Regions from separate parts of the Homo sapiens genome. Here region 1 is linked to region 2. The links are chromatin loops, found by intact Hi-C in ENCODE. Cell type or tissue: heart right ventricle. All regions are shown on one strand. Each heading gives the region's core, and the rest is flanking DNA. Links, peaks and the distances in the headings are about the cores only.

Evidence for each region. Hi-C counts contacts between places; a loop is a spot of excess contacts. Peaks named below come from ENCODE experiments on the same cell type or tissue, not always from the same donor. Only the 100,000 strongest peaks of a DNase experiment are listed, where the experiment ranks them.
Region 1: a loop joins it to region 2, with 6 times the contacts of the local background. A loop is called at or near these places in 1 of 110 quality-filtered maps.

What each region holds. Positions count from the first base shown.
Region 1 is chrY:8,550,833-8,556,210 of GRCh38, forward strand. LOC105377232 (a long non-coding RNA gene) reads right to left here and starts at 436. Exons shown (of 3, transcript XR_938648.1): 1 at 423-436. In heart right ventricle, for the core only: no CTCF peak of the experiment used is centred there; DNase peaks (open chromatin) are centred at 1,629 and 2,999.
Region 2 is chrY:8,639,798-8,645,175 of GRCh38, forward strand. It overlaps LINC00279 (long intergenic non-protein coding RNA 279), which reads left to right. Exons shown (of 4, transcript NR_138045.1): 2 at 4,335-4,530; 3 at 4,882-5,124; 4 at 5,257-5,332. Among named protein-coding and RNA genes, the nearest start is that of LINC00279, 4.2 kb to the left of the region's middle. In heart right ventricle, for the core only: no CTCF peak of the experiment used is centred there; no DNase peak of the experiment used is centred there.

The sequences.
Region 1 (5,378 bases), core at 267-5,266, 89 kb before region 2:
TCATCACAGATGGCCTATGAGATGACACTTCACCTTCGACTTGCCTTTGCTATGGTTGCTCCCTTTCCCAGAAAGCCCCTGCAAGGCCCTGGATGAAGGGAGTCAGTGAGGTCAAGAGCCTGGCTATCTTTCACTGACCCCCACCTCTGGGTTTTCAGGTTTGATTCTATCAAATGCAGAAACCTTAAAAACACACCAAACTATATTCCAATCCCCATGGGACCTGATACTTGCACATAGCCTCTTTTGGAAATGGAGTCAGAAGAGCAGATTCCAGTGACCACTACATGTCTCAAAACCCATTCTTTACCAGAGGGATCTGAACACACCAGGTTATATTCCAGTTTTCATGGGACCCAATTGTTACACATAGCTACTTTTGGAAATGGAGCCAGAAGAACAGTTTCCACCCACCAACTCACAGTCTCAAAATGCCCCCTCCTCCAGCTTGACCCAACCATGGAGACAGCCAGAGGGGTCCTTAGGTTGAGAGACCCTCAGGTTGAGGCACCAGGCCTGATCATGAGCTCTGGCTAGCATCACAGTGAATGTCACCGTTGCCTAGGGACCAATACTGGCAGCTTGGCAGAGAAGGAGAACTCTCACATGTCTTCTCTGTGGGATACACAGGATAGTCCCTGGATCCTAAGAGAGGGCAGATGTGAGTCATCCTGAAGAAATGTGAAGGAGAGCCCCAGGAATAAACTGCAAAATTGCTAAGGATCCAAAAGGATCTGCAGGATTCCTCAGGCCTGACTAGAATTTGTAGGGATGAGGCTTTTTGAAACTTGCCCACTGTGATTTCTAGATACAGACTTCCTGTGTTCCCTGGGCTTGATCTCTCCTAGGTGTGGCATCCTGCAGAACCACGCAGCCTCAGGAGTTTCCAGGCTATGTGTTTCTGTGATAGTGTTGGGAGCGTTGAATGCATGCGTGTGTGTGTTTCATTGTGGTCTTTTTTTGTGTGTGTGAGTGTGTGCCTGTAATTTGAGTCAGCATAAAAGAATGTTGCTAACACACCTAACTGTTTTATTTATTTATTTATTTATTTTTATTTTTATTTATTTTTTTACTTTCCCAACCTTTTGTTGGCCTATCTGTGTGGCTCTGCTTGGGTTGTGGCATTCTTTTTTCTTTATTTTATTGTGGATCATGAATCAGCAGGGAATTGTGAGGTGTGCCGAGACCTGTCAGCATCCAGTTCACCTCCTCCTGCAAAAAAAAATAAAGTCACTCTTCTGAAAAGAAGCACACCACACCAAAAAACAGATATCTCTTAATTTTTCATTGTCCTGTCACCAACCCAAGGAGAGACACTAGAAGTTCTTTCCACAGGACCCTTAAATTGACCTCAAATTTGGTTCCTAGCCTGGCAGATGCTTAATATCATGAGGTAGCACTGCACCATCATCTTGGGATTTCATCTTGGGACATAGAGTGTGATTAGCAGTAAGGTCAAATAGGGGTGAGTATAAAATCTGGTAAGGGGTGGATGGAATCCCACAACTTCTCCTGCAAAACAAATTAAGACAGATGAGACAGAATGTGCTTCCAACTCCATCCCTGCATTCCCTTAATTGCACAAGCAGTCCACACCCTGTTCTCGTGTTCCAGTGGGAGTACTCCAATGTGCAAGAAACATTTGGGTGCAAATTGGGGTTATCCAAGCAAATTTTCAATTTGAAACTTTCATACCCAGAGCCAAATGGGTGTGCAATGGATTGATGCCTGGTGGGATTTGGCCTCCATATTTGCCTCTTCTTTTTCTGACTACTATGTTATTCATTGACCTAGGCTTTCCTGGATCTGGCTTAACAATGTCCACACCAAATGTTTCCCTGGTCATGAAGAACAGCCCTCATGAGAATCCATTGCATGAGTGTTTTTTTCTGAACATTTTAATGGGTAGCTTTGATACTTTTAAATACTTTTTTTGATACTTTTAAAACTGTAAATTCCCATTACAGCCACCAGAAATGAAACTCTTGTTCTCCTACTTCTATCGGAGGGGGCTTCATGATTCTTGTAGGATGAGAAGTATGCCGCTGTGTCTAGCTGTTGCCTGGTAATCTAGCCTACGTTTCATCTCATCTGCACAGCCTTCTCATTATGGAGGGGCTCTTTCATTGGGCTTTTGCTATATGGGACTCCCTCTCACCACAGATTATTTAGCTTCCAGGGATTTCAGAGAGCAAAAGAGACTTTGGGTAGCCTAGCCACGCTCCAGGTTTTGAGTTGTTGTCTTGTTGTGGGGGTTGAGGTTATTTCCACATTTCAGTAGGCTTTTGGTCTTCTGACCAGAATCTTTGAAAATTACTTGGACTCCAGCACAAGGCTGCTCATTCTATCATTTGAGTCTTGGTTTTTCTTTTCTTTGGTATGGAAGCCACAGTGCCCCTCAACAGCACTAGTGGGCCTGTTTGTCAGATATGTCATTGCCACAGACAATCTGTGAGACACTGCATCACCCCCATCTGCATGCTTGAGAGACCAGTCCAAGGCGTGAGAACACTGATCCACATTGGTGTGCCTTTGTCATGGTTCCTGCCATTTCCAGAGAGCACCCATGAGGCAAACGATAAGGGGAGACAGCTCAGCTATCTTTCACTGACATCCACCTCTGGGGTCTCAGGTATGATTCTGTCACCCAAAGAAACCACAACAACACACCGGACTATATTCCAATCCCCATGGGACCTAATTCTTGCGCACAGTCTCTTTCAGAAGTACAGCCAGAAGAGCAGTTTACAGTGACCACCTCACAGTCTCAAAACATCTCCTCATCCAGTGGGACATGGCCAGGGAGACTTCCTGAAGCGGCTGTAAGGTTGAGACTTTTAGAGCTTTGCAGTGGGTTTTCACAGGCAGCCTTTTTCCTGATAACATGCCGGCTCTGCCTGTACCATTTTCCTCTGCTTGGGCAGGCTGACAGCTCTGACTGCCAGGTGAACGATCCTGCATCACAAATGTGCATGTGCTAGTCTCCTGGCACGAGGCCTGACTGAACTCTGGTTAGTGTCACAATTAATGTCATCATTGCCTAGCGACAAGTCCCTGCGGCTTGAAGGAGAAGGAGACTTTGGAGGTGTGTGGGCGGTGGACTCTCGCTTGGCTTCTCTGTGGGATTCATGGGATAGTCTTATAATTCTAGGAGAACACAGATATGAGCCAGCCTGAAGAACATCAAGCAGAGCCCCAAGAATAAAACTCAAGTCCCTAAGGATCCACAAGGATCTGCAGGAGTCTTCGGGCCTGCCTAGATTGTAGCAATTGGTCTTTTTAAATCTTGCCCCACTGTGATTTCTAGGTACAGCCCGGCTGTTTTCCTTGGGGTTGCTTTCTCCCAGGTGGACCTTTCTGCAGAACTACAGAGCCTCAGGATTTACCAGGCTGTGTGTTTCTGTCGGAGTGTTTCGAGTGTTGGATTTCTGTGTGTGTGTGTGGCATTTTCTGTGTGTGTGTGTGTGTGTGTGTGTGTGTGCGCGCGCTTGAAACTGGAGTCTGCTTAAAGGAATGTGCTAATGCATTTCAGCGTTCTTTTTTTTTTTTCGAGTCTCAAAACCTTTTGGTGGCCTATCTGTGTGGCTCTGGTTAAGCTGAAGGGTTCCATGTTCTTTACATTTTTGTGTATCATGAATCTGCAGTGAATTGGGAGGTGAGCTGAGACCCGCTGGCATCCAAATCACCTACCCCTGCAAAAAAAGCCCACTCTTCTAGAAAGAAGAGGATCACTCCACACCAAAAAATAGACATCTTCCAGTGTTTTGTTGTCCTGCAGGCAACCCAGAAAGAGGTAGTAGTAGTCCTGCTGCAGGGCCTTTTGAATTTACGTCGAATTTGGTTTCCAGCCCAGCAGGTGCTTCACGTCATGATGGGGTAATTCTCCATTGTCTTGGGATTTCATCATGTGACATAGAGTGTGAGCAGCAATAAGGTCAGATAGGGTTGAGGATTCAATCTGGTGAGGGCTGGATGGGTTACTGCAACTTCAACTGCAAAAAAAAAAAAAAAAATGAACACAGATGACACAGAATGTGCTTCCAAATCCATCCCCACTTTCCCTTAGTTGCACAAGCAGTGTAGACCATGGTTCAGTGTTCAGGTGGGAGAACTACAACATGCAAGGAACATTTGGAGTGCAAATTGGGACTATACTGGCAAATTCCCGATTTGAGGGCTTTTGTAACTATAGCCAAATAAAAGTGGAATAAATTGTTGCTGGGTGGGTTGTGGCCTCCACACTTGCCTTTTCTTTTCCTGACTTCCATATTCGTTGTTGGCCTAGGGTTTCCTGGGTCAGGCTCAATGACTTCCACAATAAACATTTCCCAGTTCATGGAGAATGACCCTCATGGGAATCCATTACCTGAGTGTTTCCTTCTAATCACCTCCCGCTGAAAACAAAGCCACTCTTTTAGAAAGAAGTGGAGCACACTACACCCAAGAACAGACATCTCCCAACATTTAATTGAACCACAATCAACCCAGGAAGAGACACTAGCAGTCCTGTTCACAGGGCCCCTTGAGAGGCAAGCAAGAGTTATGAGAACACCGCTTTACCTTGGAGATGCCTTTGTCACATTTCCTGCCTTTCCCAGAGAGCCTCTCTGAGGCAAAGGATAAATGGGAGGCAGTGAGGTCAAGAGCCTGGCCATAATTCACTGACACCCACTTGTGGGGTTTCAGGTATGATTCTATCACCCAAAGAACCCTTAATAACACACTAGTCTATATTCCAGTCCTCATGAGATCTGATTCCTGCACACAGGCTCTCTCAGGAATGGAGTCAAAAGAGTAGTTTTTAGGGACCGCCTAGGTATAGCCCAGCTGTGTTTCCTGGGGTTGCTCTCTCCCAGGTGGGGCCTTCTGCAGAACCACACAGCCTTAGGATATTCCAGGCTGTGTGTTTCTGTGGGAGTGTTGCATGTCTACATGTTTGTGTGGCTTTGTGTGTTTCTCTATGTGTGTGTGTGTATGTGTATGCCTGCAAGTGGAGTCTGCTTAAAGGAATGTGTCGAACCACTGCAGTGCTTCTTGTTTTTGAGCCTCCCAACCTTTTGGTGACCTACCTGTGTTGCTCTGCTTAGGCTTTGGAGTTTTGCCTCCTTTATTTTTCTTTGAATCATGAATCTGCGTGAATTGGGAGGTGGCCTGATACTTGTCAGCGTCCAAATCACCTCCCCCTTAAAACAAAGCCACTCTTACAGAAAGAAGTAGAGTACATCACACCCAGAATAGACATCTCCCAATGTTTCAGTGTCTCAACCCAGGAAGAGATGCTAGCAGTCCTCTTCACAGGGGCCTCTTGATTTTACCTCATATTTGGACCCCCTTTGAGCATGTGCTTCACGTCATGAGGGGGCAATTCTCAATCATCT
Region 2 (5,378 bases), core at 223-5,222:
CTGTGTTCCAGGTTGTGGTTGTTGTCTGTGTGGGGGCTGTGGGTGTGTGCACTTTGCAGGAGGCTTTTGGATCCCCTTCCAGGAATCTTGGAATGTTGCTTGGACTCGAGCACAAGACAGCTTGTTCTCTCTGGTGAGCCTTGATTTTTATTTGCTCTCATGAAAAAGCCACAGTGCACCTCAACAGTTCTACTGGACGAAGTTTTCAGGCTTTCAATCACCACTAATGACCTCTTGAGACACTGTCTCAACCTCATCTGCATATGTAAAAGGCTAGTTCAAGATGTGAGAACACTGCTCCACCTTGGATTTGCCTTTATGATGGTTCCTGTCTTTCCAAGATCTCTTGTGCTAGGGCAAAGATGAAGGGAGACAGTGAGGTCAAGGCTTAGGCATCTTTTGGTGACACCTGCCTCTGGGATTTCAGGTATAATTCTATCACCCAATTACCCCTCAACAACTCCCAAGTCTATATTGCAAACCACGTGGGACCCGATACTGGCACACAGCCTCTTTAGGAAACACAGTCAGAAGAGCAGTTTCCAGCAACCACCTCACCATCCCAAAACGCCTCCTTCCCTAAAGGGACCCGAACATGGAGACATCCTGAAGGACCCTTAAGATTGACATTTTATAATTTGGGAGTGGATTATCACAGGCAGCCTTTTTCCTGATACCAGACTGGCTCTTCCTGTACCATATTCCGCTTAGGCAAGCTGACAGCTCTGACTGCCAGGCGCCTGAGCATGCATCACTAATGCACATATGCTAGTCTCAGAGAGTGTTTCAAGTGTTGGATATCTGCATATGAGTGTGGCATTGTGTTTTTGTGAGGGTGTCTTTGTGTGTGTGTGTGTGTTGGCCTGTAAGTGGAGATGGATTACAGAAATGTGGCTAATACACTTCAGCGTTTCTTTTTGTGTGTCTCCCAGCCATTTGCTGGCCTGTTTGTGTGGTTTTGCTTGTGCTGCAGTGTTCCCTGTTTTTTATTTTTCTGTGGATCATAAATCCACTGTGAATTGGGAGGGTTGCCGAGAGCCACTGGTGTCCAAATCATCTACACCTGCAAAAAAAGCCAATCTTCTAAAAAGATGAGAAACACACAACACCAAAAAAAATAGACATCTCCCAGTGTTTTATTGTCCTGTGACCAACCAAGGGAGAGAGACACTAGCAATCTTGTCCGCAGGGACCCTTGAATTTACATAGAATTCAATTTCCAGCTGAGCAGGTTCTTCATGTCATGAGGTAGCACTTCTGCAACATCTTGTGATTTCATTCTGGGACATAGAGTATGAGGAGCAGCATGCTCAGATGGGGTGAAGATACAATCTGGTGAGGAGTGGGTGGGGTCCCACAACTTCACCTTCCAAAAAAAAAATGAAGACAGAGGACACAGAAGGTACTCCCAACTCCATGCCTGCATTCCCTTAATTGCACAAGCAGTCCACACTGTGGCTCAGTTTTTAGTTGGGAGTACTCCAACGTACAAGGAACAATAGGAGTGCAAGTCAGGGCCACTTTGGCAAACTCCCGATTTGAGGGCTTTCATACCTGAAAACAAATGGGAATGGAATTCATTGATTCTTTGTGGGATGTGGCTGGTACACTTCCCTCTTATTTTCCTGAGTTCTATGTTTCTCATTGGCGTAGGGTTTCCTGGGTCTGGCTCAATGAGTTCCACACTAAACATTTCCTAGTTCATGGAGAACACCCTCATGGGAATATATTACCAGAGTGTTTCCTTCTAAACACTCTCACTTTTTAATACCTGGGCAGCTTTGATATTTTTAAAACTGTTAATTCCCATTAGAGCCACCAACAAGAAATCTCTTGTTCTCCCATTTCTGTTGGAGAGCTGCATGATTCCTGTTGGATGAGAAGCAGGGAGGTGTGTCTGGCCTTTGTCTGGTAATGTGGCCTTTGTTTCATTTCATCTTCACGGACATCTCATTATGGAAAATCTCTTTTATTGGACAGTTGCTGGATGGAATTGCCTGTCCTTACAGATTATTTAGTCTCCAGGGTTTTCAGAGAGCAAAAAGGGAATACAGGCAGGCTGGCTGCACTCCAGGTTGTGGTTTGTTGTCTCCTTATGGGGGCTGAGGGGCTTTGCACTTTGCAGGAGGTTTTTTAATGTTCTGACAAAAATTATTAAATATTGCTTGGACTCCAGCACAGGGCAGCTCATTGCCTCAGGTGATTTTGATTCTTCTTTGCTTTCATGTGGAGTCCTCGGTGCCCCTCAACAACACCATGGGACACCATTTTCAGGCTGGCCATTTCCACAGACCGTGTCTGAGACACTGTCTTAACCTCATCTTCACCTGTGGGAGGCCAGTTCAAGGAGTGGGAACACTGCTCCACTTTGGACTTGCCTTTGTCATGGTTCCTGCCTTTCTCAGAGAGCCCCTTTGAGGCCCAGGATACAGGGAGGCAGTGAGGACATGTACCCAGCCATCTTTTGCTGACATCCACCTCTAGGGTCACAGATATTATTCCATCACCCAAAGAACCCTCAGCAACACACCAGACTATATTCCAATCCTCATGGGGCCAGATTATTGAAAACAGTCTCTTTCCAGAATGGAGTCAGAAGAGCAGTTTCCAGCGACCACCTCACAGTATCAAAATGCCTCCTCCTCCAGTGGCACCTGACTAAGGAGACATCATGAAGATGCCCTGAGGTCCAGACTTTTAGCGTCCCACTGTGAGTTTTCACAGGCAGCCTTGTTCCTCATACCAAGTGGGCTCTGGCTGTTTCATTTTCCTCTGCTTCAGCAGAATGATGGCTCTAAAAGCTGTGTGTCCTAACCTCCCTTATGAATGTGTGTATTCTAGTCTCAGGGCACCTGGCCTGATTGTGAGCTTTGCCTTGCCTCATAATGAATGTCACCATTTCCTAGTGACAAGTACCTGCAGCTTGGTAGAGGAGAATTCCTTAGATGTGAGTTGGCCTTTGGCTCTCGACTGTCTTTTTTGTGGGATTTAAGTGATTGTCTCATCATCTTAGGAGAGAACATAAGTGAAACAGCCTGAAGAAATGGCAAGCAGAGCCCCAGGAATAAACTGAGAAATCCCTATGGATTTAAATGGATCTGTAGAATTCCTCAAGCCTGCCTAGGCTTTGTAGGGGAGAGTCTGTTTGAAACTTCCACCGCTGTGATTTTTAGGTATAGCCCATATCTCTTCTTTGAGGTATCTCTCTCCCAGTTGGGGCTTACTGAGAAACTACACAGCCTCAGGAACTGCTGGGCTTTGTGTTTCTGTAGGATTGTTGAGAGTGTTGGATGTCTGAGTGTGTGTGGCATTGTGTGTTTGTGTGTCTGTCTGTCTGTAAGTGAAGTCTGCTTAAAGAATTGTGGCAAATGCATTTCAGCACCCTTTTTTTAGTCTCTCACCATTTGGTGGCCTGTCTGTATTGCTCTGCTTGGGCTGCAGGCTCTGTATTCTTTATTTTTCTGTAGGTCATTAATCCACAGTGAATTTGCACACATGCTGAAACCTGCCACCATCCCAATCACCTCCCTATGCCAAAAAATAATAATAATAAAAAAGCCAGTCTTCTAGGAATAGGAGAAGGACATCACACCAAAAGACAAACATTTCTGTGTTTTATTGTGCTGTGGCCAACCCAGGGAGAGACACTAGCAGTTCTTTCTGCAGGGCCCCTTTAAAGGGTTACCTCGAATTCAGTTCCCAGCAGAGCAGGTGCTTCATGTAGTGAGGGGTCACTCCTCCGTTTGTGTTGAGATTTCATCTTAGGACATAGAAAATGAGCAGCAGTAAGGTCAGGTAGGGGTGAGGATTCATTCTGGTGAGGGGTGGATGGGATCAAGCAACCTCACCTGCAAAAAAAATGAAGACCCATGACACTGAATGTGCTTCTGAAACCACTCTTGCATTCCCCTAATTGCACAAGCAGTCCACTCCATGGCCTGGCGTTCAGTTGGGAATACTCCAAAGTTTAAGGAACGTTTGAAGTGCAAGTTGGAGCTTTCCTGGCAAACTCCTGATTTAAGGGCTTTCATACCTGGAGCCAAATGGGAGTAAAATATTTTGATGTTGGGTGAAATGTGGCCTTCACACTTGCCTCTTCTTTCCCTGAATTCCATGTCCCTCATTGGGCTAGTGTTTTCTATGTCTGGCTCAATGACTTTCAAACTGAACATTTCCGAGTTCACAAAGAATGAGCCTTATGGGAATCCATTGCGACGGTGTTTAATTCTAAACACCGTCAAGTTTTAATGACAGGGCAACTTTGATATTTTTAAAACTATAAGTTCCCATTGCAGCCACCAACTAGGAAATTCCTGTTCTTTCACTTCTTTCAGAGGGCTGCATTATTCCTGTAAGATGAGAAACAGACAGCCTATTTTGGCTTTTGCATGGTGATCAAGCCTCTGTTGTATTTCATCTGCAAGTCTTCTCATTAGGAGGGGCTTTTTCATTGTCTGCTGCTGGATGGAACAGCCTCTTGCCACAGATTATTTGGCTGCCAGGGATTTCAAAGAGCACAAGAGACTTCAGGTAGGATGGCTGCTCTCCAGGTTTTGGGTCATTATCTCCTTGTGGGGACTGCGGTTGTTTGCACTTTGCAGGAGACTTTTGGGTTCTCTGACATGAATCATTGAACATTAATTGGACTGCCGCACAAGACAGGTCTTTCACTTAGGTGAGCCTTGATTTTTCTTTTCTACCATGGAGAACCCACAGTGCCTCTCAGCAGCACTACTAGACACACTTTTCAGGCTTGCCATCACCACAGACAACATCTGAGACCCGATTTCAACCTCATCTGCACCTGTGAGAGGCCAGTCCAAGGGGGAGAACACTGCACCACTTTGGACTTGCCTTTGTCATAATTCCTGTCTTTCCCAGAGAGCTGCTACAAGGCTCAGGATGAAGGGAGGCAGTGAGATAAAGAGCCCAGCCATCTTTCACTGACACCCACCTCTGGGGTCTCAGGTATGGTTCTATCTCCTAAGGAATGCTCAACAACGCACCAGATTTTATTCCAATCTCCATGGGACCCGATTCTGGTACACAGTCTCTTTTGGTAATGGAGTCAGAAGAACAGTTTCTGGGAAACACCTCACTGTCTTGAAACACCTCCCCTTTCAGGTAGATCTGACCATGGAGACAGCCAGAAAGGGCACTGAAGTTGAGACTTTTAGGGTCCAGCAATGGGTTATCCCAGGCTGCTTTATTACTGGTATCAAGTCAGTTCTGCCTGTACCATTTTTCTCTGCTTAGGCTGGCTGACAATTCTAACAGCTGGGCACCGGAGCCTGCTTCATGAATGCTCATCAGCTAGTCTCAGGGCACCAGGCCTGAATGTGGGCTCTGACTAGCATCACAATGAATGTCACCATTGT